Regions from separate parts of the Homo sapiens genome. Here region 2 is linked to region 1. Evidence: chromatin contacts called from ENCODE Hi-C data. All regions are on one chromosome and are shown on one strand. The core of a region is the stretch at or near the end of the contact, and the rest is flanking DNA. Distances in the headings are between cores, read along the strand shown. Region 1 holds the start of KCNQ1OT1 (KCNQ1 opposite strand/antisense transcript 1). Region 2 holds the start of CARS1 (cysteinyl-tRNA synthetase 1).

Evidence for each region. Hi-C counts contacts between places; a loop is a spot of excess contacts on that map. Pooled maps may share reads with other maps.
Region 2: a map with no recorded cell type shows a loop between it and region 1 (15-fold over the local background). The contact joins the promoter of CARS1 here to the promoter of KCNQ1OT1 in region 1. A Hi-C loop is called at or near these places in 3 of 37 single-sample maps with no recorded cell type and 7 of 50 pooled maps.

What each region holds. Positions count from the first base shown.
Region 1 is chr11:2,696,416-2,703,322 of GRCh38, forward strand. KCNQ1OT1 (KCNQ1 opposite strand/antisense transcript 1) reads right to left here and starts at 3,579. Exons shown (of 1, transcript NR_002728.4): 1 at 1-3,579. All of the region lies in intron 11 of KCNQ1 (potassium voltage-gated channel subfamily Q member 1), which reads left to right. RefSeq lists silencers at 3,713-3,982, 3,993-4,062 and an enhancer at 3,780-5,019.
Region 2 is chr11:3,054,636-3,061,542 of GRCh38, forward strand. CARS1 (cysteinyl-tRNA synthetase 1) reads right to left here and starts at 2,788. Exons shown (of 23, transcript NM_001014437.3): 1 at 2,708-2,788. The coding sequence starts at 2,732. It overlaps LOC124902615 (a long non-coding RNA gene), which reads left to right and starts at 3,989. Exons shown (of 2, transcript XR_007062555.1): 1 at 3,989-4,383. RefSeq lists an enhancer at 2,442-2,974.

The DNA of each region.
Region 1 (6,907 bases), core at 2,329-4,828:
AGTTACCTCTGAGCTCTCTTCTGGGCCTCTGTCACCACACCGCTCTGATTGCTGAAGTTGGCGTGTGCCCTGGTATCTGCCAGCAGAAGTCCTCTGCTCTCCTTTTCAAAAGTTCAGTTGGCATTTACAAATATTTTTCTTCCACATACATTTTAGAATATGTTTGTTAAATTACTCAAGCCCTCCAACTGGAAGTTTGAGTGGAGTCCTGTTGAACTTAACAGATTTGGAAAATCCTGACGTCATTCTAATGCCAAGTTGCCCTGTTCAAGAAAATAAAATGTCTCTGCATATGGAAAGATCTCCCTCTATATCCTCCAATAGAGTTTTAAAATTTTTTCCATAAAAGTCGTCGTCTTTGTTAATTCCTAGACTGGTATAAATTTTGCTGCTATTCTGATTGCTGTCCTAATCTCTATTATGCTTTTTTTTAGTCAGTTGCTATTGGCATAAAGAAATGTGGTTTGTTTTTGTTTTTTGTTTTGAGTACACTGATCTTATATCCAAAACCTCTCTGAAATCTGAAATCTCTCTTTAGTTGTTAAGTTCCTTAATTTTTTTTTTCCATGTAGCCCAGTAATTTTCAAAGTGTAGTCTGGGGATTCCAGAGAGCCCCCCAGACCCTTTCAGGAAAGGTCAAAAACATTTTCATAATAATACTCGACATTATTTGCCTTTTCTTTCATTCTCACAAAGATAAAGAGTTTTCCAGAGGCAGCACACCATGACCCCAGTGGAATATGTGCTTGTATAGTTCTGCTTTAAACATTTCTTAGTTTTAACTTCTAAGATGGTAACTATCAACAGATAGAATCTCTATCAAGAAAAGCCCTTTGGGGGTTTCAATAACTTTTAAGAATACAACAAGTCGTAACACCAAAATGTTTGAGAATCTTTATGGAGACCATCAACCCTATGAGCTACACTAAGTTTTATCACTTCCTACCTGATCCTCACATCCCCATTTCTTTTTCTTGTATTAGGGTATGGCCAGGATGACATCCTTGGCCTACTCCTTATCTTAAAGAGAATGATACACTTTTAATTTCTCTATCAAGTTTACTGAAAAGTTAAGTTTTGGTTTATAACTTGTATCAAGTTGAAGAAGTTCCTCTCTAGTCCTGGCTTGCTAAGTGGTGTACTCCACTACCCCAAAATCACACATAGGCGTTAAACTTTATCACATCATTTTTTTCTGCCTCTATTGAGGGAACCATATGGTTTTTCTCCTGTAGCCTCTTAATGTGAATTACATGGATAAAGTTTCTGATATTGGATCATCTTTGCATTCCTAAGAGCAATCCCACTTGTTTAAGAATTGTTGTTTAATACATATTATTGGATTCAGTTAGCTAGCATTGTACAAGGAACTTCTGCATCTACATTCATAAGGGAAATTCTTTATAGTTTTCTTGTGCTTTCTATCTGAATTTGGACATGCTCTGATTCGCAATTTTAAAAAATCCCTCTAGCTGGAGCATAAATCCTGAAACAGACCCACTTTTCTCCTCAGCATGTTAGGAAACACATTAAAATACACCCATAATCAAGCAACTCAATCCTTAAATTTTTCTCCTACTGAGTATCTGGAAAACAGGTGCAGAAATGGATCATTTGAGACACCATAGAAATCTGGTTAATCCTGCCTGCCTGCTTTCCTTCAAGTACTGACTGAGTAAGGCTGTGTATCAGGCTCTTGGCTGGGTACAGAGCAGGCAGCAGAAAACAAAACAGAGTTCCTCGTTGGGAGCTTTTGGTCTAGCAAAAGGGGCACCACAGTAAAGAAAGAACTGGTAAATGCACATCAAATGTGGATATTATCAGGAAAGTTTTTATACTTTGTGATAATCTAAGACAGAACTATTCTACCTGGATGAATTATTCTCTTTCATAACCAGAACAGTGCTGTGGGAAGGCACTCTTACTCTCAATTTTATATAAAAGGCTATTTGACCTGCTCAGGGACCACAGTGGGGTACTGGGATCTGAACATAGTGGTGGCCCTTCAAGCCTACTACCCAGACTGAGACCTGCATCTGATCAACTCTCATCTCCAATATGACCAAGAGACTTCTACCACTACCTCTCACCTGGCAGGTGATCACCACCCCCAACTCAGACTGCAACCTTTACTTCGCCCCCTAATTCCTGACTCAGAATCCCCACCTAGAGGCAGAACTTCGACTTCAATTCCTGACTCCCATACCCCACTGAGACCTCTAACCCCAATCCCAATCTCTTAACTCAGAGCCCCCCATTCAGAACCTCTACCCAAAGACAGACTCCAGACCCTGACTCCAGTCGCCAACTCGGACCTCCCTTGGATCTCAACTCAGAGCCATGATGCAGACTCCAGACCGGGATTCAGGTCCCCAACTCAGACTCCCGATCCTCTGTCCCTAATGAGGCCCTACCTAAAACCACCATGCGGACTCCAGACCCGGACTGACTGGGACCCCAACTACTCAGATCCCAACTCAGGCAAACTCCCAGCCAGGATGTGGACCCTAGACCCGAATTCTGATCCCAACTAGGATACCTAACTCAGAACCACAACGGGGATTCCCACCTCCGATCCTAATTCGGGCCCTGACTCAGAACCACTAAGTGGATTTCCGACTCCGGTCCCAATTCGGGCTTTGACTCAAAACCACAACATGGATTCCCAACTTCCATCCCAATAGCGCGGACTCAGAACCACGATGCGGATTCCAGACTCCAATCCCAATTCAGCCCACTCTGAACCACCATGAGAACTATAGACCCGGAATCCGATCCTTGGGACGCGGCCAGGAACTCGGACCTCGACCCTGGCCACGCTGTCCATAAGGTGCAGATGGGAGCGCACTGCCCAGGCCAGGCTGCACTGCTGACGCCTGTGATCTGGGACGGCCGCGGGGCACACAGCTCACCTCAGCAACGCCAGTGATCACCCGTCCCGCGCCGTCCGCCCAGGTCCGTGCTGACCGTGTTCAAACCCTCCCAGAGAGATGGGGAGGGCCGCGCTGAGGAGAGTCTGGGAGAACCGCACTGAGGAGCCGCCGGGAGAGTGCCGCGCTGAGGAGCCCCCGGGGAGAGTGCCGCGCTGAGGAGCCCCCAGGAGAGTGCCGCGCTGAGGAGGCCCAGGGAGGACCGCGCGGAGGAGAACCATGCTGAGGAGCCCCCGGGGAGAACAGAACCGCGGCGAGAGGCCCCCGGAGAGAACCGCGCCGAAGAACCCCCGGGGACAACCGCGCCGAAGAACCCCCGGGGAGAACCGCGCCGAAAAGCCCCGGGTGCCCCGAGGAGAACGGCGCCGAGGAGTCCCCGGGGAGAACTGCGCCGAGGAGCCCCCAGAAGAGCGCCGCGCTGAGGAGCCCCGAGGAGAACCGCGCCGAGGGGCGCGCCGGGGAGAACCACGATGACTGACGCACCGAGGAGGACCGCGCTGAGGGGCGCACCGGGAGAATCGTGCTGAGGAGCCCCGGGGAGGACCACGCTGAGAGGCACCCCGGCAGAATCGCGCTGAGGGGCGCCCTGGCAGGATCTTGCTGAGGAGCTCCCTGGAGGTCCGTGCTGAGGCGACGCGGCGACCGTTCTGCCTGGAGACTGCGGCAGCGCTCCGACTGCCCCCGCCGCTGCCGACGTGGCGACCGCCCCCCACCTGCTGATTGGGCGGCAGCAGGGGAAGGCTTGCGGCGGGCTGCTGCACGGATTGGCTGGGTGCGGAAAGTGATGTGCCGTGTCCTGTCATTGGCCGAAAGAGTCTCGTTTTGATGCCACCCGGGCTCAGATTGGCCCAGCGGGTCCAGCGCCGCATGAGGCACTGGCTGGGTGTGAGGTGGCGCGAGCCGCCGCCCTCCCTGCCCCCACCCGTCGTCCCTGAGCACCACCGGGGGCCGGGGCCAGCGCCAGCCTCAGCGTTGGCATCGCCGGGGTGAGCTGGAGACACGGGCCAGTTCTCTGCGTGATGTGTTCACCACCCCGGGGTGACCGCGTGAGGACAGCGGCCGCACCCCGACACTGCTGTGGGCCCTCGGTGTGGAGGCCTGTGGGCGTCCAGGCCACGCCCGAGACCAGCCCCTCCGCCGGCGCCGCTGCAGCGACCCTCGAACCCGGGCAAGGTCTCCACCGCCGTGGCACCGGGTGCGGGAGGCGTTTTCCCCCCTCCCAGCGGGTCCATGCAGGGGATCGGGATGTTCTGAAGCCCCCACTGCTGTGCCTGGAACACCCGTGTCTGCCGCTCACCCCTGAGGACTTGGGACCTCAGGGGGTGAGTGGCAGGGGTGGCCGGGACATGCCAGGCCACCCACCTGGCAAAGGGCAGCGCCGAGGGCGCCCCGCGCCTGCCAGCGCCCGGCCGGGCCCGCCCTGCCCACCTCCCATCCCCCATCCGGGCGTGACACTTGACCGCGTCTGCCGGCCCCTCCCCTTGTCCGTCCCCTCCGCGCCGCTGGCGCGCGCCTTCTGAATGCCAAGCATTGCCATAAACTCCGGGGACAAAAGCCTGGGTCACAAAAGCCCCCTCTAGAAGTTCACACCCTGAGGCTTCCCTGGCAAGGCTGGGGGCCGTTTGGCCCTTCCATGTGGACTGCAAAAACAGTGTTGGAATGCAGGACTCTGGGTATGTTCTCGAAAGTTGTTACAACCCCAACCCAGGGTTGACCTCAAACACAGGAGGAAGGGGGAGGCTGGAGCCAGCCAAGCGAGCCAGCCGTCCCCCCACCAAGGCACGCAAGGAGGCCATTCATCTTCACTGCCTCTGCCGAAAATATACGTCTACGGGAGAGCCAGGAATCTCTCTCCAAGGGTGACCGGGTTGGGGGTTTTGTTGTTCTTCAGCCCAGAAGAGAAAGAGAAAATGGTGTCATTTTTTCAGGCAGCAAGTGATTCCTTTCAGGCCTTCAGCAACGACGCCCAGATGAGTCCACTCCCTGCCTCCTGCTCAGCCCACAGGCAATCTGGGCACAAGTGACACATCCCCTGGGCGCCTGTCCCTTCGCACTGGCCCAGGGAGTTCATGTGTCTGATCAGAGGGCGCAGTCCACCCTCACTATCTAGCTGGGAAGTTTTTGTCATCTGCCTGTCCGAGAGGCAGCTGTGCAACCAGTGCCATCACTCAGAGCCAGTGCTCAGGTGCACCCCAGACTCAGGGTTTCACGCTATAATGTCACTGTCTTGAAATTCTTGATAGTTACTATCTTTGAACTTGTGTTTTAGAAGTGAAGTCTGAGGGGAAAATGGAGCTTGGAACTTCAGCTCCCAAGTGGCTTTCCCACCTTCCTGCCTCCTCAGGACAGATTATCAGCTGCCTGTCTGCCTGCTTCCTCTGTGCCCAGCCTCTCTCTTGACATCCAAAGGATCACAACTCCCACTCAGTGACCACTATTATTCTCTGCCCCTGACCAAAAAGAGCAGGGCAGGGCTGGAGTCCTGACCCTGGCCTGGACTCTGCAATGCAGAGATACCTGCAAGTCTCATTTCCCCGCCTGTAGGATGGAGGTGATGCTGACAGCCTCTTGGAGCCATTGAGATAGGAAACGAGAGAGATTATGTGAGAAGACAGGGTCAGGAATGTTGAGTTGAGGGTGGCCTCAGGCCCCTGTCCTGCTCCTTTTTGCTGCTTGGGGTGCAGCTCAATTCCAGCCTCACTGTGGCCCCCAGGCCTCCTCTGGCCTTCCTCAGCCTTCCTCAGGAGGCCAGAATCCTCCCCTGATCACCCTCCCTGCATGTCCATTTCTACCTCCCCAGGAGGTCAGGGGAGCAGGATCCCAGGTCTTCAGAGTCATTTCACAGATTTCACCAGAATAAAAGTCCCACTCATGTGGGGTTTACATTCTGGTGGGAAAGACAGATTTTCGAAACGTGGCCATTTTTCTTTGGGCCTTTGTTAGCTGCATCAGATGGAGGAGGTAGCCTGGTGGACTCCTTCAGTCCTCGCTCTTGGACACAGAGCTGTCTCCCAGCCTTTGTTGTTGTGTTCTCCAAGGATGTCGAACACAGGCTGAAAAGCTCCCTAAATCAATTTCACTTAAAATGGTGTCCACCCTCCTACTAAAGAGTGACAAAGGGTGTTGGTTAGGATTTTTATCTTGAAAACTGATTTGTAAAGTCATGAAAATTGAGCTTATTTGGTCTTACACTTAACAAAACTGTGGGTTCTAATTGTGGGCCTGGATGGGGACATATCTTACAAGTAGTTGATTCATTTATATAGATTTTCATGTTCTGGGCTTGCCTCCACCCTCTACCTAACCCTGGAACCTCAGACCCCAAGCTCCTGGGCACTTGGATTTTTCCCTGACAAATTCCCCGCCTGTGATATTCCATGGGCACCTCACCTTGTGTGCTTGTGTGAGGTCTCCTTGAGTACTCTTAGCAGTGGGGTTGCCAGGCCAAGGAGCCTGTCACTATTGTTTGTGACCAGCTCACCAGACGTGGTCAGGAAGGACAGTTCTGTGTCCTATGTCCTCTGCTCCTCACCCCCTCGCCACACACGGGGTGCCGTCAATCAGCCAGCGCCGCCTGCCAGCCCAGCGCACCTGTTGTGTGCCCCCACTCCCGCCTCCTCTAGTCCTTTGGGGGAAGAGTGGAGAGGAAAACAGGCCGAGACTGAGAGGGGTTTGTTGTCTCGTCGGGCGACAAGAGACACGTGGGAATTGGCTAGAGAAGCATGTGAGGCTGGGCGGACTCCAGGCCAGCCCCAGAGGCAGATGGGGGCTGCCAGGCAGGCTGGGAGGTGAGCCCAGGGCTGGCCTTGGGCACCATGGCAGAATTCTGGGAGGGGGCTGCAGTCACGGCCAGCTCCCTTTCTGAATTGTTCTGTGGGTTGTGGAAGGCTTTGAAATTTGGCGCCTGCACCTTGTCACCTTCTTGGGACTCAAGGCTGCAGGGGTGGGTGTGAGACAGAGAGCCTGGGCACCTGGTG
Region 2 (6,907 bases), core at 1,538-4,037, 360 kb after region 1:
GTGCCTCTGGCTAGTCGTGATGGTGGACAGATTGCTTGACTTCTCTGAACCTCAGGATTCTCATCTGTACAAGATGCCGGCAGGATCTTCCTCAAAGGGGTTCCCCCAAGGGTGGCAGGAGATAACAGATGCAAAGCATTTAGAGCAGTGCCTGGCACAGACTCATGCTGAAAAAATGCTGGCTGTGTTATTATGAAGACCCTTGAATTAAACTGTATAAAAATTAAACTATAAGTCTGACCTGATGAGCAGCCGACCAAGTGGTATCCCAAGTCTGTGCGGAAAGGCCCTGAGGTAGGCTCCATCTACCCCAGAAACCTCAGAAATGAAACTCATCCTTCTGAAATAATCAGGCTCTTGGACAGGCACCAAGCCTATGCACCTTCAAGACCGCAAAGGAAAAGCTGTACACCCAGTGAGATCAGGAAAGAGAAATAGACCTTCTGAGTCAACTTAGGGAAGATGGTACAAAAATGATGGCCTCCTTGAAAAATCTGGGAAGATGGTCACTGAAAGCATTTACGATTGGATTTTTTTTTTTTTGAGACGGAGTCTCGCTCTGTCGCCCAGGCTGGAGTGCAGTGGCGCAATCTCGACTCACTGCAAGCTCCGCCTCCTGGGTTCACATCATTCTCCGGCCTCAGCCTCCGAGTAGTCAGGCGCCCGCCACCGCGCCCGGCTAATTTTTTTTTTATTTTTAGTAGAGACAGGGTTTCACCATGGTCTCGATCTCCTGACCTCGTGATCTGCCTGCCTCGGCCTCCCAAAGTGCTGGGATTACAGGTGTGAGCCACTGCGCCTGGCCTACGATTGGATTTTATTTCCTGTTCTCATCTTTGAGAGTGTGTGTGTGATGGGAGGAGGCGATAGTAAAGGCAGGTGGGCCATGCCCTGGGGCAGAAGAACACTGGCTGGAGATGCTGTGCGCAGGCTGAGGACTGGGCAATCTGCCTGCTGCCCTGACAGCCCGGAGAGGGCAATCCCAACCTATATGGCAAGCTCCAAAAAGAAGGCAATTCTTACAAGGCTCTGAAAACCTAAAATTCTAAAGCTATTTTTAAAAACAAGATACAAAACACTACTAATACGTCATTTACGTTCACAAATGAACAAAAACACATTTTTAGTTTGAAAACAAACAGGCCCTAACTTTCAGCACAGACACAGCACTTAATTGAGTGCCAGGCACTGTTCTACGTCCTTCCCATCTATTAATTCATTTACACTCCATGCTCCAAGGTAGGAGCCATTACGCATGGTTTGCTGTGGGGCGGGAGGCAGAGTTGGAACCCTGGCCCTTCCAGGGTGGTTCCAGAGTTGGGGCTGTTAACTATGATGCTGTTTTACAGGAATCTGGGTGACTTCTGAGGGCCGCTTGGCTCTGGGACGGGTGGAGATGGTGCTGGAATCCAGGCACACAGGTAGGGTGGTAGGCGGCGTGCCTGGAAGGTGACCACCTCCTGCCACTTGGCACAAGAGTGTAGCCCTGTCATCTGGGTGTCCCCATGCCGCCAGATTACTCGGGTTGTCATAACTACCTATCTATAACCCAATAAACCCTCAGGGGCAAAGGGCACCACCAGATGCTAAGGAAATCTTGGTACGATCTAAACTGAGGGTGGGGGCTGGAGGTGTCTTACAAGAACTTGCATCTAATTTTTGCCAGCCAAAAGAATTAAAAACTAGATACTGAGAATGTTTCCTTTGGAAAGGCTGCTCCAGACTGTTAGGAATCTGGGCTTTCTGATTCAGTCTCTTGCCTTTCCAGCACCTAAAATCTTGCTGGAGGGACAGTGAGAGAAGAACCCACTGGTCTCTCAAGGTCTACCCGCTGGTGACATGAGTGACTGGGGGAGCTGACACAGCTGTGTCCCTGGGGAACCTCCCGGGTTGGCAATAAAATGGGGCAGTAATGCTCTGACAATCAGCTTGCAGTGGACTGCCTGCGGAACTGGAGATGAAAGCCTTCGTAAAGCCCCAAGCCCTTTTACTGTGTGTACGCGTACCCCTGGCGTCCTCTGCCCCATTTCCCTAAATACCAACCTCAGGTGCCCTCCGCCCACCTCCCGGAAGCTGCCAGGTCTGGGCAGAAAACCAAAACAACCCTTGGGCCTTTGTCTCCCCCCTAAAGGCCAGCTGGGGCAAGAGGGAGCGAGGGCCCGCCCAGGCACCGGCTGGGGAAAGGCTGTTTGATGTAGGGCCACCTCCCGGGGTGAGGATGCAAGGGGACCTCGGCAGGAACCAAGTGAGGAAACTGAGGCTGGGTGGTCTGGGCAGCGCCCCGCTCGGGCTCGGGTCCCCGCGGGGTCTGTGCTCCAGCCACGGGTCTGGCAGACCCTCACGCAGGAGTCCCAGGGGTCCCAGTGGCCGTCCCTCGGAGCCGGGCACCCGTTGTCCTTCGGATCCTAGGACGTGCCACCCCTCGAACCTCAGGACCCGCCGTCCCTCAGACCCCGGGCACTGACACCCCTCAGACCCCGAGCACCCCCGCCCCTCGGACCCAAGGACGTGCCGTCCCTCAGACCCCGCGCACTGACACCCCTCAGACCTCGGGCACTGCCGCCCCTCAGACCACGGACACAGCTGCCCCTCAGAACCCATGCACCCGGGCCCCTCAGACATAAGGACTCGCTGCCCTTCGAGCCGAGCACCCAGCGCCCAGTCAGGCCCCCAGCCGCCCTCAGCCTGGCCCGGCCGCGCCGCTCACCCTGCTGCCCGGAGGAATCTGCCATGGCTGGGAATCCCGGACCCGCAGCTGCGGCTACAGACACTTCCTAGAATCTGATGCAACCGCCGCCCCGGAAGTCGCGCCCCACGCCGGGCCCGTCTTCCGGGACACGCCCGGTCGCTAGGCAACTACCAGGGGCTCCGGATGTCGCCGGCCCGGAGCATGCTGGGAGCTGTAGTTCAACCCAATGGCGACCCGCGCTCCGGAGCATCGCGCGGCCAAGCGTTCAGTGGCCGTGCTGGGAGTAGTCAGCCCAGCCGCGGGGAGACAAGCACTAAAGACTGAGCGTCCTGTAATAGGTGTTTAAGTCATGATTGCGCTAAGCGCCGTGGGGACCAGGCCCAGCCTGGAGGTCAGAGGCGGCCTCGGGACAGGGTGTGCTGGCGAGACGGGATGGTTCCCAGGAGGCCGACCTGGAGCAGGGCCTGGGGATGGGCGGGAAGAGCGCTCCAGGCCTAGGGACCGCCCTGCCAATGACCCTGCGGAAAGCAAGCCACTATGAAGTGTTGCGTGAACAGGCTTCTCCATCTCCTTCTCAGACCCCATTCTGGAGCCATCCCCAACCCCCTTAGGGCTCCTGCCTTCTGTGTGCATGATGTCACCTCCCAAGGATATCCCACCCAAGGTTCGTGCACCCATCCAAAATGAGAGGAAATGCTATTTAAGAAACAGAATTTTAATATGTCAAGAAAAATTATTAGCCAGGATTAGTGGCTCATGCCTGTAATCCCAGCACCTTGAAAGGACAAGGCAGGAGGATCATTTGAGTCCAGGAGTTTGAAGCTGCAGTGAGCTACGACTGTGCCACTGCATTCCAGCCTAGGCGACAGAGTGAGACCCTTTCTCAAAAAATAAAAAGTAAAAAATCTTCTAGTTACTTTTTGGAACCTCATGTCTAATTTCATAATAAATTCTAAGGCCGGGCACGGTGGCTCACACCTGTAATCCCAGCACTTTGGGAGGCCGAGGTGGGCGGATTATGAGGGCAAGAGATCGAGACCATCCTGGCCAACATGGTGAAACCCTGTCTCTGCTAAAAATGCAAAAATTAGCTGGACATGGTGGCGCTTGCCTGTAGTCCCAGCTACTCAGGAGGCTGAGGCAGGAGAATCGCTTGAACCAGGGAGGTGGAGGTTGCAATGAGCCGAGATTGCGCCATTGCACTCCAGCCTGGCAACAGAGTGAGACTCCGTCTCAAATAAATAAATAAATAAATAAATAAATAAAATAATAAATAAATAAATTCTAAATTCTACTGGTGGCTGGAAAAAAAAAAGAAGAAAGAGTTTGTTTACATTTCTGCAAAGATCCTGTAGCATGTGCTGTAACTTGCCCAGGATGTGGGAGGCTCTGTGAGACCCCAACTAATCCCAAAGGAGGGACCAAGTCCAGGACTTAGGGGACGAAGTTCTGGCCAGGTCCTACCATGACTCTCACAGTGCCTGTTTCTCACTCATCACTCTAGGACCATGAGTCACCCAAGCCCAGCTCGGCCACATGCCTTCCTGGGAGAAGGAACCGGAGGCGCCCAGGAGAGTCAGAAGCCTCTTAGAGATAAACATTCGGCTAAGGCTTGCCCTGCCCTTCCTTTCTTGCACTAAGAAAGCCTCCTGACATCAGGTCAGGCAAGCCAGAGTTTGGCTGTAAGACCTGGGGTGAGTTTAACTTCTCTGAGCTTCCAGATGTCTTGTTTTTAAATCTGCAAAGTGGGGCCGGGCACTGTGGCTCACGCCTGTAATCCCAGCACTTTGGGAGACCAAGGCGGCCAGGTCATTTGAGGTCAGGAGTGCAAAACCAGCCTGGCCAACATAGTGAAACTTCATCTCTACTGGGAAAAAAAAAAAGGGTCTGCAGAGCGGAACTGGGAAATGATCACCTGCTCAGGTGGCCGAGCTGTGTCTAAGAGTGCTGCAGTGTCTAGCAGCAGTGGGTCCCGCCTCCCCAGTCCTGCTGCGTCCCAGCCCTACCACCAGGGCAAGGACACTCTCTGAACCTCAGCATCCCCCTGGTGTTGTAGTTCTTTGGGACAGCACATTGGGTTACAGGTTGTTATGGGTTGCATTGTGTCTCTCCCAAAAGATGTGGAAATCCTATAACCACCAGGACCTGTGAATGTGACCTTATTTGGAAATAGGGTCTTTGCAGATGATAAAGTCATAAGATGAGGTCATTAGGGGGGACGTTAATCCAGTATAACTGATATCCTTGTAAAAAGGGAAAATTTCAGCTGGGCATGGTGGCTCACACCTGTAATCCCAGCTCTCTGGGAGGCTGAAGAGGGAGGATGGCTTGAGCCCCAGAGTTTCAGGTTGCAGTGAGCTATGATTGTGCCACTGCATGCCAGCCTGGGTGCAGAGTGAGACCCTGTCTCTAAAATAAATAAATGAATAAATAAATACACATATATAAATTAATTTAAAAAAATTTTTTGAGACGGAGTTTCACTCTTGTTGCCCAGGCTAGAATGCAATGGTGCCATCTTGGCTCACCGCAACCTCAGTGTCCCAGGTTCAAGAGATTCTCCTGCCTCAGCCTCCCGAATAGGTGGGATTACAGGCATGTGCCACCATGCCCGGCTAATTTTGTATTTTTAGTAGAGACGGGTTTCTCCATGTTGGCCAGGCTGGTCTCGAATTCCCGACCTCAGATGATCCGCCCGCCTCGGCCTCCCAAAGTGCTGGGATTACAGGCGTGAGCCACCATGCCCAGCCAATTAATTAAAATGTTTAAGTGGAGGAAATTTGGACACTGACAAGCAGGGAGGGTGCCATGTTAAGATAAAGGCAGAAACTGGGGCGATGCTTCACAAGCCAAAGGGCACCAAACATTGTCAGCAAATCACCAGAAGTCAGGGGACAGCCTGGGACAGATTCTCCCTCACAGCCCCAGAAGGAGCCCACCCTGCTGATGCCCTGACCTGAGACTTCCAGCCTCCAGAACTGTGAGACAATAAATCCTTGTTGAAGCCCCCAAGCCTGGCAGCCCCAGCAAACTGATAATGAGGATTTCACAAGAGCACGTAGGGTAAGGACATCACACAGAACCCTGCCTACTAAATATTCCGCAAGTGCAGACCCATCCTGGAAGCTTCACTGGCCTGTTCTGGATGGCTGAGGGGCTGATGCCTTGGTCTGGCCCTGGGCCATGGGCAGCAGGTGAGTGAACAGCACCTTCCCCGGGCAGCTGGACTTTCCTCGGCCACCAGTGGCCACCGTGCAGGGCTCTCCCTTGAGTCTCCTAAGGGCCAAGGCCAAGTTCTCCAAGAACGCTGCTCTTTCCATGCCAGAGGATGGACAGTCCCCCTCAGTGTCCATGGGCAGCAGGGTGTCGCTGGGCCCACTGCTTTGAGGTGACTAAAGCAGAGTGATTTCTTTGCTGGCACAGCCAGCAGCTCAGGCCCTACCCAAACCACTTTTAGGGAAAGAAATGTCACATGGCCTGCAAGCCAGGGTAGCGCAGCGTTAGAGACGAATACACTCAGGTGAGCTCCCAGCTCTGCTGCCAACTCCCGGGGGGGTCCCAAGACAAGCCTGTTGTGGGTTGAGCTGTGGTCCCCCCAAAATGATTATGCCCATGTTCTAACCCCTGGTACCTGCGACTGTGACTTGATTTTTATTCATTTATTATTTTATTTTTTTTTAAAGCAGGGTCTCGCTCTGTCACCCTGGCTGGAGTGCAGTGGTGCAATCACAGCTCACTGCTGCCTCAACCTCGTGGGCTCAAGTGATCCTCCCACCTCAGCCTCCTGAGTAGCTGGGACCACAGATGTGCACCACCATACGTGGCTAATTTTTTATATTTTTTGTAGAGATGGGGTTTCATTATGTTGCCCAGGCTGGTCTTGAACTCCAGGGCTCAAGTGATCCTCCCGCCCTGGCCTCCCAAAGTGAGAGGATTACAGGCGTGAGCCACTGGACCTGGCTGGCTTTATTTGAAAAAGGCGTCCTTGCAGATATAATCAAGTTAAAATGAGGTCATCCTGGATTAGAATGGGTCCTAATCCAATGCCTAGTGTCTTTATGAGAGAGAGATTCAGAGATACAGAGATAGGTGTGAAGGGGGAAGCAATTGGAGTGATGTAGCACAAGCCAAGGATGGCCGGTGGCCACCAGAAGCCAGGAGAGAGGCAAGGAAGGACCTCCTGGAGAGCCTCTGAAGGAACCCACCCTGCGGACGCCT